Linked DNA regions of Homo sapiens: all the other regions are linked to region 1. Evidence: chromatin contacts called from ENCODE Hi-C or POLR2A ChIA-PET data. All regions are on one chromosome and are shown on one strand. The core of a region is the stretch at or near the end of the contact, and the rest is flanking DNA. Distances in the headings are between cores, read along the strand shown.

Region 1 (2,842 bases), core at 343-2,842:
GGGAGCCTGAGGCAGGAGAATGGCGTGAACCCGGGACGCGGAGCTTGCAGTGAGCCGAGATCGCGCCACTGCACTCCATCCAGCCTGGCGACAGAGCGGGACTCCATCTCAAAAAAAAAAAAAAAAAAAAAAGTATGTGAACACACACACCCACACACAGAGCAACCAAGACAAAAAATGAACAACTAATGAATCAAGTGTGAGGGGTACATGGATGTTCATTGTATTAATCTTTCAACATTTCTGTAGGCTTGAAAATTTTCAAAATAAAATGCAGAGAAGAAAATTTGCACGTCTAGAAAAGGCTTGTGATAAATAATTCATAGAATCTCAGGATTATGAGACCAGCCTGGGCAACATAGTGAGACCTTGTCTCTACGAGAAAAAAAAGAAAAAGAAAAAAGAAGATCACGTGGAGTCTTACACCATCTCTTCCTTCACTAACATTTGCGTAGTTTTATCTCACACATCCTAAACTGGATCACACTATACTCAATGTACAAATAAGCATTAGAATGTATGAAAGTGGGCAAGACGCGGTGGCTAAACTTGTAATCCCAGCACTTTGGGAGGCCGAGGCGGGCGAGTCACCTGACCTCAGGAGTTCCAGACCAGCCTGACCAACATGGCTAAACCCTGTCTCTACTAAAATACAAAAATAGCCAGGCTTGGTGGCACGCGCCTGTAATCCTAGCTACTCAGGGGGCTGAGGCAGGAGAATGGCTTGAACCTGGGAGCCGAGATTGCACCACTGCATTCCAGCCTGGGCGACAGAGCGAGACTCCGTCTCCGCCGCCCCACCAAAAAAATGTATGAGTGTATATATTCTAACTGATATCAAAGTTCTCTCCGGGAGCTGGTAACAGAAAATTTCTTTCCTTGTTTGCTTACATTTTTACAATCATGAGCTTTTTAGAAAATGTCATTGAAGTTTTTTCTCTTTTTGAAATTCAATTTTAAAAGAAACAAGGGCCCAGTGGCTCACGCCTGTAATCTCAGTACTTTGAGAGGCTGAGGTGGGAGAACTGGCCAGGAGGCCAAGAATTCGAGGCTGCAGTGAGCCGAGGTCGTGCTAGGGCACTCCAGCGTGGGCGACAGAGCGAGACTCTGTCTTAATAAACGAACGCCGTAAGCATTCCGAACTGCTTTGTTTCCCATTGGAGAAATCTGTAAATATGTCATGGAAATTGGAATCTTTATTCTGCTCCTGTCCCTCTGCTGGCGGAGTAGGATTTTACCGCTGGTTCTACCTAGGCGTAGAGCTGTGTCTGCAAACAACCAGGCAAGACCGAAAAAAGTTAATGTTCTTAAAATATGCAAGTGGAGCCCGAAAATAGTTAAATTCTTGGACTAGGAAGGCATCCTTAAATGCTCAAGTCTCTGGGTAAGAGCGCACCGAGGGGCTGCGGCCAGAAGCCCCAGGAACCGAGGTGGTTCAGGCGGTAGCCACCGCCCACAGTCCAGGTCTTCTGGGCCGGCACACCCCTCCCACCATCTCAGCCAATCGGAGCTAAGGGGGCGGGGATCGGGCCAGCCGGAGGCGGGGCGGACGCAGGAGGGGGTGTGTCTGGGGAGGGGCCTGGCAGGTCCCAGAAGGTGGCGAGTTTCGCGGCCAGAGGCTTACAGGTCCAGGTGGAGAGGCCGGGCTGGCCAGGGCTTCGGCCTCCGGCGTCGGGAAATGGCGGCGGGGGGCAGGATGGAGGACGTGAGTGCACGGAGGCGGCGGGCGGTTGGCCCCGGAATCCGCTTTTTCTTGTGCCGGGGCGCACGGGGCGGAGACTCAGAGAGGGAAGCCACCCTTGGCGACTGCGGCCGCGGCCGAAGGGGGCGCCGCCTGTGCCCGGGGAGGCCTGGGCGCGGGGCTTTGGGAGGGCTCCAGGCGGCTGTGGGATCCGCGACACGTTGGCTCCGGGCTAATTTTCCCAGTGGAGGCTGGGGTGGGCTCCTGGGCGGTGGGCGCGCGGCCCCCGGGGGTCCCAGGCTGGCGCCCAGCCCACGTGCGGGGTACGTCTTTGATCCCGGAACTGGCAGCTTCACGTGATGCGCGCCTGGCCTGACAGCCCTTCCTCCCCGCGAGTCTCCGGGAGCCGGGCCGATGGGTTCCGCTCGGACGTCCCAGGGGCACAGGGGGCGAATCTCCCTTCCTGGTGAGGTCCCTTGCCTTGGCTCTAGAGGCTGTGGACTTGGAGTGACAACGACGCTCGGGCCGGGCGCCAGCGTCCCGCAGACCTGTCGCTATCATGGCCTGGAAACCCACACGAGAGAAAAAGTGTCATGTGTTGTTTTGAATCTAGCATGGTAGGAATACAAAGGTTTTTAAATCTTTGATAGATTCAAACCAGATTACCAAAACAAAAACAAAAACAAAAAAACAAAAAACCAGTGGCCTAGTTTACAGCGTGTATAGTACAGAATGGTAGCATAATTACAAAAATCTTATTTCTTTGCTTCAGTATCGTAAGGTGTTTTTAGGAGAAACATGTATGTATGCTGAGAGTTAACTGGATTTTCCACTGGCAAGTAATAAAATTTTTGCTCTTGAGAAATGCAAAGTTGACAGTTACTGTAAAGCACTAATTTGGGTTAATAAATTAGTAGGAATATTACTGTGATCCTATCACTGAATGAACTGCATCAGGAAAAGGAAGAGAAACATGAAACAGTTCCAGCATTACGGTAGCTTAGATTCTTGTGCAGTAACCAGTTAAATAATCTTGATGAAATAAAGACCAAACAATTTCTAATGAAACTAAAATTTTCTATTTTTTCCAGTTGAGAAAATGGAAAATTAACTGTAAGACCTGTAAGTAGATTTGAGACTCATATATATTTAAAGCAAAAT
Region 2 (2,842 bases), core at 102-2,601, 4.9 Mb before region 1:
GTGTCGATGCAATCGTGCCTCTCTAGAGCCCTGCTTCCATCCGTTTCCCGAGCTTCGATGTCGTGACGAGAGACCGCGGCTACATCAACCTTGGGCAACCAGATGCAGCCGCGTGCGGCAGCCTGGCACTGCCCGGAGCATGCTCAGTCGGGTCCTGACCCACTTCTGCAGGTCCGACCTCGGGGCGTGGGGTCAGAGGCACTACTTTGCCAGTTTGCCAGGAACAGAGAGGAGCAGAGAGACTGAGAGTTGCTAAAGCTCCTCTCTTGGCACAGCAATGCCTGACCCGGCGGCGGAACATGCCCAGTCTGGCTGCCGGAGCCGCCGGGAGCGTCAATGTGGAAAGTCCACCTTTCCGGGTTTTCGCAGCAACCCACCGGGAAGAGGGCGGTACGGGAGTAAAAAGGCCGGAGTGGGGTGTGGCCAAGAGGGCGGGCACTAAAAAGCCGGGGGAAGGAGCCTGGTCCCGCCCCAGAAATTGAGAGTCTCTGTTCTCTTTTAAAATTAAAAAAAAAAAAAAAAAAAGGGAGATAAGGAGGAGAAGAAGCCACTAACATTGCAGGATCGTGTAGCGAAACTTCTGTAGGTACTTAATAATTTTAGAGTACTCTACTTTTTAATTAAAAAATCAACTTATGGTTCATTAGAAAAAACGTGGAAATTACAAATAATATTTTTAAAGAAAATGAAAAAAAAATTCCTGGAACCCCACCACTCAGAAAGTCACCAGGGAACGGCCCGCTGGGTTTTTTTCCAGACTCTTCCATCTGTGGACTTTGCTTTAAGAGACGTTTAAGACTTACAGCGCAGTCGCCCGGGAAGGCCTGAGAAGCTTTCGGAAGCAAGGTGGTTTGCTCGTGATTGCATTTGATTGCAAGGAGACAGGGTAGGCTTGGGGGTGGGTTGACTGGTTCCCATTTAGCGCCCCAGGATGGGACCCTAAGAAGCCTTTTCCTGGGTGTCCTTGAACACGCGTGCGATGCGACGCCCACAGAAGTTGCGGTGGAAGCCCCGGGCGGGAGAGAGAGCGGAGTGAGAGTCCCGCGCTGCCGCGGAGGCCCTGGGCCTGCGGGTGTGGGGCTCTGGGGGCCGCCGAGGCCCGGCCCAGAGGCTGAGCGGACTGAATGCGGGACTCCCCGGCAACTACAGCCTCCGGTGGCTCCTCCGCGGGGCCGCTCCGCAGCACCGACTGGCTCGCGCCGCACCGCCCGCCCCGCTGCCCCCGCCCGCGGCTGCCGCGAAAACCCGGCGGCTACACCCGCGCCTCCGCGCCGCCCGGCGAGCCGCACTGGGCATGCTCGGCCCCGGCCGGCCCAGGCTCCTGTAGGTGGGAAGCTCCGCGCTCCCGGCAGCCGGCGGCGCAGCTCGCAACGCTGTGAGGCGCCGGCGGAGGCGGCTCGCCCGCAGTAGGCGCTACCGGGCGTCCGGCGCAGAGTGCGGCGCAGCGGCCGCTGTCGGGCTGGCCATGGCGAGGGGTGCACGGCGGCCACCTGAGTGGCGCGGCGGTGTCAGGTTAGCGGGGGCCCCCGGCGGGCCGGGGCGGAGGGGCACGGGTGGGAGCCAGCCCCGCACCGGGTCGGCGGCCGAGTCGGCGCCGGGGCCGCCGAACTTTCGGGTGTTTGGGCTGGCTGAGACTGCGGCGGAGGCTGCGCTGCGAGACGCCGCAGGGTCCGGGCAGCGGGCTCCAGGGGGTCGCAGGATGCTTCGAGATCCGTGCGGGGCGGGGGCTGGCCGTTTGGGGACTGCCGCATCCTGGGCTCGAACCGTAACCTTCCGAGGGCGAGGAGCGCGGAATCCACTGCCAGCTGCCGGCGAGCCTCCTAGGTGTCGTGGGGGAAGGGGACGCCGAACAGCCGTGGGGGCTTTCGCTGGGCTCTGGATCTCTCTCATCGCTGTGCCTCAGTTTACCCGGACAGGGAGGAGCGTGCGCTGGCCAGGGCTCCGGAGAACGTGAATGCGGGTTCCGCGTCGGGAGGGCGCCGTGTCCTGATGCCGCAGGAGTGCGGGCGGCTGTGGGTGCTGCGAGCCGCCGCCTCGCTACTGAAGCTCTCGGAGTTTGTCGCATTTGACTCCATAACAAGTTGACATCGAATTGCTTCATGGCGTGGAATGGGGAAACGTGCTTCATCGGATTAAAATACAGAGTGATTGCAGAACCGATTTATTTTAAGCTTGATCATTAAGCTGTCTTCTCCAGCCCTGAAAAAAAAACTTGCAAGCTTTATAAAGCAAGGTAGCAAAAAAAGGTTTGTAGGTGTATTATCTGCTCACATTGTAGAAAACAGTTAAGATACGATCGAACTGTCATTATTTTTAAGGATACTTAGCAGAAAAGTTTGGTTACTGTGGCAATCTTTATTTTGCGTTATCTTCGATTTAATGTTAAAAACTTGGAAACCGAGCATTGCAGAAGCTCAGTGTTTTTTGTAGTTTTCTCACTTTTGTTTCTAGATGAAACACATTTTTTTCAGTTGCTACTATGCTGAACATAGTAAAATCCTTCAAGATGAAATACAAGATGGAAAAAAATGTCGTTTCATGAGACCGTAAGTTATAACAGTGTAGTTCTTCTGACATTTTACTTACACAGAAAGTGCAATTTGTAGGTCCCAGTGTGGTTTCTACAGTTGTTTATTCCTAAAACATTTAGTACCATTAACACTATTAGGATTATTGTATCTAATAGGGGCAAGATAAACAATCCTGTTCTAGTGGGAACTAGTTCTGCTAACTAAAGCTAAATTCTCAAGCCTCTTTTCTATAAGTACCACTTAGTGGGTTCAGTTGTTTTATTCATTAAGCTTATTACAAAACAATTGTTTACATTCTTTATAGACCTTAA
Region 3 (2,842 bases), core at 164-2,663, 4.5 Mb before region 1:
CACATGGTTTTTAAAGCCATATTATAGAACAAGACACTGAATAGCAGCAGCACCTTTTAAGATGAAAGTCAACAATTTATACACAAGCACTTTAACTCCCATATGTACTCCTGAACTGAACAAATATTATTTTGTAGTGACTCACAAAGGGACGCAGTTATTTCCATACCGACCTCATAAAAAAAAATCTTCTAAATTAACTCTTTAAAGATGAAAGTAAAAGCATTTCTGGAAAGATTCAACAATTATACAAGCCACAATGATGCTGCAGTAACTGAACTGCATAGCTCCAAAAGTTTACGTTTGTAGAACTGAACTTTTGAATTATATATCTGTGTAAAAGGTATGGTCGCTGTTGATTCAATTCCATGAACAGGAATTTCTTTCTAAAGGAAACAGAAATCTCAGTTTCTAATATGCACAATGCATATGTAATTATCTTCTATATGCTCCGCAGTTTTAAAATGCCATACAAACAAAGCATACCACATGCAAAGTCAATTTCTGAGATTCTAAGGCAGTTTCTGGTCAAGTTTAAGATCAAACCACAAATATATATACACAAAAAATATTTTACATACATATATATCTAAAGATAGAAAAACTGAATATTATTTTTAAATTGGGGAAAATTTAGCGAAAGTAAAACCCACTCCTCTAAGTTTAAAGTTAATCTTCTCCTGGAACCCACTTCCATTTTATTCAGAGGTCCTTCGACGGTTCCTGAAGCAGATGTGTGAAATTTTAAAGAATGTCTGAGGGTATATACCTAATCAGGATGGGTTAGCATCCCAATTCACGATGTACCTTTCAACATTATGTAGGTACATTGTAAGAGAAACCAAGATGAGCGCTGTGGCCTCACAGTTGACCCAAAATCTGTGAACAGGAGAGCTGACAACTCTTCGCTCATACAATGCAACTCACCTCGCAGCTCAGAGACATAGCAAAATCGGTGGCTGTTTTTTGCGCTGCCTTTGGATTCTGCATCTGTTTCAAACCTAGAACCTAGCTACCCTCGGAGCTCCACCGAAGAAAGCCTGACACAGCGAAAACTATCGCGATTTAAAAGATACCTGACGTTTTCTACCGCAGAGGTTACGAAAATTTTGCCCGGTGGGACTTTTATTGTCCTCCTTCAAACACGGGAGCAACATGAAGTTAAATCCTCTCGCTCTGGAGATCCCTAGAGTCAACCTGCTTCTGCCCAAAATTAAAAATAAAAATCTCCAATCTCACTTCCCCCTTAAGACTAAAACTGAATCCATGCTCTAACTCGGGAGTAAAGTAGGATGGCTTTCAACCCACCACACCCTCCTTGCTCATTATTCCGGGTCACGGGCGAACTAGAACACTGGGAAAGGGGCTGCAGGTTCCGGACCGGACCGGCCCTGACCCACGGAAGGGGAAGAGAAGCGGCAGGAGTCAGGAGCCCGAAAGGTACGCCCCAGCGTCGACGCGTGACGTCACTACGTTGACGTGAACGGCCGTTCAGCGTCCGGCCGTCCCAACACCTCCTCCTCCGGCCACTCGCTGAGTAGCGTCGGCGCCTATTGGGCGGCGTGGGAACGGTGGGCGGGCCGGGACTGGGTCTCGAGGAGGAGGAGGGGTGCGAGGTGCCTGGCTCTGAGGGCCGCCGGGGCTGTGAAGCCTGTCATTAGCGATTAGCTCACGTCAGTCACTCACGCATCCCTGTTTGCCCTGCTGCTGACCTCGCGCGAGGCGGCCACCTTGTGGGAGATGTTTTCGTGAGGCAACAGACGCTGGCCGTTCCCAGCGTCACGCAGAGTTCGGATCCACTCTAGCGAGAGACCACAGCGTCCGGGAGCAGCTTGTGAAACTCTGGCGAGCGTCAGCCTTGAAAATAAAAAGTATTGGCAGCCGTCGACGAGCACAGGTTCCTAAAACTTAGATCGAAGAGAAGTACCAGCCTTCAAAAATAAACCAGCACCAAAAGCCCCCTGTGCTTATAGGTGACGTGCGGGCTGGGAGTGCAGTGGTGTCACCTCGCCTTGTATGTCATCGCCGGTTGTGTGCCTAACATACATACAAAAAGGATAACTCGAATTTAGCCATCACGCATTTTCAAAAATACTGCTTGGAAATTGAATGTTTGGAGAAAAGATATAATCTGGGGTTTCTACACGGTCTGAATTGGGTTCATTTCCGTTTAGCAAACATTTATTGAGCTCCCAGCGTGGGTCACAGAATTCAGTAAACCTGATCCCGTGTTCAAGGTGCTATATTCCGATGCAGGGCAGGGCGATGCAGTGAAAGAATGGTGGCCACAGCAGTAGCATGCTAATAGCCTGGTGGGCAGGTACAGGTTTTGCATTTCTTTGGCGAGATCACTTTTGAGTGTCTCCACTGGGTGGCAGAATTAAGACCCGTGAACGTTTAATATCTCCTGTATATTTAGTATATTATGAATATATACTGATTAATGAATATTAAGTGCGTGTTGTATATCTTGTGCCTCATGAATATTAAATATGACCTGGTCTTGCCAGCCTTTTCTATTTTTACATATACGTGCTCCACCGACTGTTTTGCAGGCTAGGAACACGTGAGTTTTGTTCTCCTATTTCTTCTAGGGCAGCATTGAATATTCTCAAAGACAGTTCTGGGCTTCAGAGCTGGTATAGTGCCCATGGTGGTGATCACAGTGCGGTCAAGCTTCTTAGGACCTCTTTCATTACTTTTATCCAGGTAGAGTTTGTAGAACTATGGAAATACCCAAGCACGATTTTCTCTTACCTGGGACACTGTTGGCCAAGATCTTTAGATTCTTCTTAGAAAATGTGGAAAAGCAGGCAAAAATTTTTCCAAACCAAGTGGAATT
Region 4 (2,842 bases), core at 109-2,608, 3.4 Mb before region 1:
TATATTAAGAACATGTAGGGCCCACTTCTACAACCAAAAGAGGAAATCCCCATTAAATTGTATGTGCTTTGGGGGAGGAATAATGACACTGTAGTATTTAAAAGAACTGGAATGAGATAATATATACAGAGAATATTGTAGATATTATCTTTGGAATTAAATTTTGAAGTCTTGGCTACCATTAACTACCTGTAGGGTCATCGACAAGTAATTGAATTCTCTAAGCCTTATTTACCTCATCCATAAAATAGCAACAGTAAAGTTGCTCATGGGATTTCTGTGAGATTTAATGTGATAATACATGTTAAGGGCTTAGCCTATTGCCTGGCACATAAAAAGCTCAATGAATGCTTTTACAGCAAAGCCCAATTTTCTGCTGCTAGCAAATGCATTCTTATGATACAAAGGTCCAGTATCAGATGCTAGAGAGGAATTCATCTGAGATGAACTCATGACTTAATCATGAGTCATTTCAGGTTCTTTCTCAATGTCATCCTCATTGAGAAAGAGAATCATAACTATTTTCAACCAAACATAAAATTAAAGAAAAATCCTGACAGAAGTGAGCAATGTTTTCACCTCCTTTTCGAAGCCACTTTATATTCCAGAGTCTGAGAAAAAACTTTGTTCTTCTGGGCTCTTTCTATTGTGAACAAGTCACTTCCACCCTTTCCTTTTCTTGAAGACAGAACTTCCGGTTTCGATTTCTCTCCATTTATTACCCCATGCCGTTACTGGGGCACCCTCACCACCACCTTGAATCTCAATATATTCTGCACATGCATAACGTCATGGAATTAAGCGTCTGGAGCACTAAAGACCATGATGGGCTGGGGTTGAAACTCGAATTTCAAACATTAATGAGCTTGATGACAAAACTAAAGAGCATTCTTCTTCTCAATTTAAATTCTCTGTGATAGATGATTGGTCTTTCAAATGTTCACACTGGACAGTTATACTATTGGAAATTTTTCATAAAATGAACTTCTTAGGACAGAAACTCAAAGCCCCTAATCCTTTTTTACTCCATTTTTGCCTGTCCAGTACCTTGCCAGAAAAGAAAAACGCCACACCTCACCGCAGACTTTCATAGTGCTTAGCGTGCTGCATTTACTCTCAGCCTCAATTCCTTGTTTAGAGTCCCAGATTTCTCTGCTTTCTTTCCCTTTACAATTACATGCATGTCCCAGATAGCATATCATCGCTTCTACTATTACTTCCCTAAGATTCTCAGAGTAAACCAATGCAGACCTATATTCTACCTCCAGAAAACTGCGGAAATCGAAAAGGCCTCGCGGTGGAGAAAAGAAACCGAAACTAACTCCCTAGATAAAAACTCAGGCGCTGGCTGCTGTGTGGCTCAGAGCGCCCAGTCCGACGCCAGGCTCTGCGCTCGGTCTCCTCTGCTCCACCTCCTCCCCGCGGGGCGTGCAGCTCCGAAGCTCTTTGGACCTAGCAGGTTCGGCGGCCGGGGTGAGGATTGCGGGTGACGTCGGGTGTCGCTAGGGACCCTGGAGCGGAGCTGTCCCGCGGGGGTTCTAGGATTCCTTCAACATCCAGATGGACCGGGCGGGGAGGTGGCCTGGTGGCTTCGTGCGCGCCGGGCGAGGGAAGCTGGGGCGCCCACTGGGCTCGGGCGGCAGCTTCGCGGAGAGGTAGGGAAGAGGGACAACCACCGTGAGAGAGGAGAGTGCTCAGGCATTTAACGGGTCCTCTGCACCCGAGGGGGCCTGGGGATCTGGGGTGCTGAGGAGAAAGTAAGGGTCACCACATCTGAGCACAGCCATTCGAACCTGGACATTGACAGGCAGCAAGCCGCTTCCCTTTTTTCCGTCTTGTATTTAAGCTTTTTTTTTTTTTTTTTTTTTGAGTCAGTCTCGCTCTGTCGCCCAGGCTGGAGTGCAGTGGCGTTATCTCTGCTCACTGCAACCTCCACCTTCCGGGTTCACGCTATTCTCCTGCCTCAACCTCCCGAGTAGCTGGGACTACAGGCACCCGCCACCACGCCCGGCTAATTTTTTTTTATTTTTTATTTTTTATTTTTAGTAGAGACGGGGTTTCACCATGTTAGGCCAGGATGGTCTCGATCTCCTGACCTCGTGACCCGCCCGCCTAGGCCGCCCAAAGTGCTGGGATTACAGGCGTGAGCCACCGCGCCCGGCCGGATTTAAGCTCTTAATAGCGGAAATAAGGTTTTACTATTTCTCTGGAAAGGTACTTTGTTCTTTTTTCCCGCTTCTCTTTTGTTTACAAAGTTACATTGATAAATTTATAATAAACTTCTCAAGGTTTTCCATAATCAAAGAAGCTGACATCATCCGTGATGGGGCCTTAAGGATTATGAAAGCTCCTAATGACTGCTAGAAAAAGCGGTCAGAACCAAACAGAAGCAAGTCCTTTAAAGACACAATAAGAAGTCCAAACCATAACATCAACGACATACAGACCTTCATGATTTCGAGTGTTCTCCTGAAAACAGTAACATACCATTCAATCTAAGATTTGCAGTTTGAAGTTTGGTGGAACTCAGGTGCTGAGAGTTGAGGGTACTAAAATAAATGAGGGTGAGTTATGCTTCCAAGGCTCTTCGCCTTCTATCCCAAAGATATTGGGGATAGTTTAGTGTGAATCCTTCCTGATACTCTACAAAGAGACAAGTTTTTGTCTATAGCTCCTATCTCTCTATCCATCCATCCATCCATCCATCCATCCATCCATCCATCCATCATCCAGCCATCCAACCATCCGTCCATCCATCGATCCATCATCTGTCTATCTCTAGATCCATACACTTTAAAAGATATTTTGGCTGTCATACTGGTATGCTTTTCTTGGTTCATGA

What was found. Hi-C counts contacts between places; a loop is a spot of excess contacts on that map. ChIA-PET counts read pairs that join two places held with the same protein, here RNA polymerase II (POLR2A). Pooled maps may share reads with other maps.
Region 2: a loop to region 1 is called in a map of B cell, with 11 times the contacts of the local background. The contact joins the promoter of MFAP3L here to the promoter of TMEM192 in region 1. A Hi-C loop is called at or near these places in 4 of 168 maps with a recorded cell type or tissue (B cell, CD4-positive, alpha-beta T cell, CD4-positive, alpha-beta memory T cell and 1 more) and 9 of 50 pooled maps.
Region 3: a loop to region 1 is called in a map of CD8-positive, alpha-beta T cell, with 8 times the contacts of the local background. The contact joins the promoter of CLCN3 here to the promoter of TMEM192 in region 1. A Hi-C loop is called at or near these places in 3 of 168 maps with a recorded cell type or tissue (CD8-positive, alpha-beta T cell and naive thymus-derived CD4-positive, alpha-beta T cell) and 11 of 50 pooled maps. POLR2A ChIA-PET finds 5 or more read pairs at or near these places in 1 of 52 experiments (activated B cell).
Region 4: a map of B cell shows a loop between it and region 1 (23-fold over the local background). The contact joins the promoter of DDX60L here to the promoter of TMEM192 in region 1. A Hi-C loop is called at or near these places in 2 of 168 maps with a recorded cell type or tissue (B cell and naive thymus-derived CD4-positive, alpha-beta T cell) and 11 of 50 pooled maps. POLR2A ChIA-PET finds 5 or more read pairs at or near these places in 1 of 52 experiments (activated CD8-positive, alpha-beta memory T cell).

The regions. Positions count from the first base shown.
Region 1 is chr4:165,111,610-165,114,451 of GRCh38, reverse strand. It overlaps TMEM192 (transmembrane protein 192), which reads left to right and starts at 1,592. Exons shown (of 6, transcript NM_001100389.2): 1 at 1,592-1,705. The coding sequence starts at 1,679. RefSeq lists enhancers at 1,237-1,296, 2,077-2,316 and silencers at 1,420-1,618, 1,787-2,046.
Region 2 is chr4:170,024,904-170,027,745 of GRCh38, reverse strand. It overlaps MFAP3L (microfibril associated protein 3 like), which reads left to right and starts at 1,351. Exons shown (of 3, transcript NM_021647.8): 1 at 1,351-1,512. RefSeq lists enhancers at 126-265, 255-974 and silencers at 446-515, 974-1,373, 1,454-1,543.
Region 3 is chr4:169,619,149-169,621,990 of GRCh38, reverse strand. It overlaps CLCN3 (chloride voltage-gated channel 3), which reads right to left and starts at 1,413. Exons shown (of 13, transcript NM_001829.4): 1 at 928-1,413. RefSeq lists enhancers at 956-1,065, 1,256-1,485, 1,556-1,605, 2,166-2,235.
Region 4 is chr4:168,479,008-168,481,849 of GRCh38, reverse strand. It overlaps DDX60L (DExD/H-box 60 like), which reads left to right and starts at 1,358. Exons shown (of 38, transcript NM_001012967.3): 1 at 1,358-1,473. RefSeq lists an enhancer at 1,100-1,339.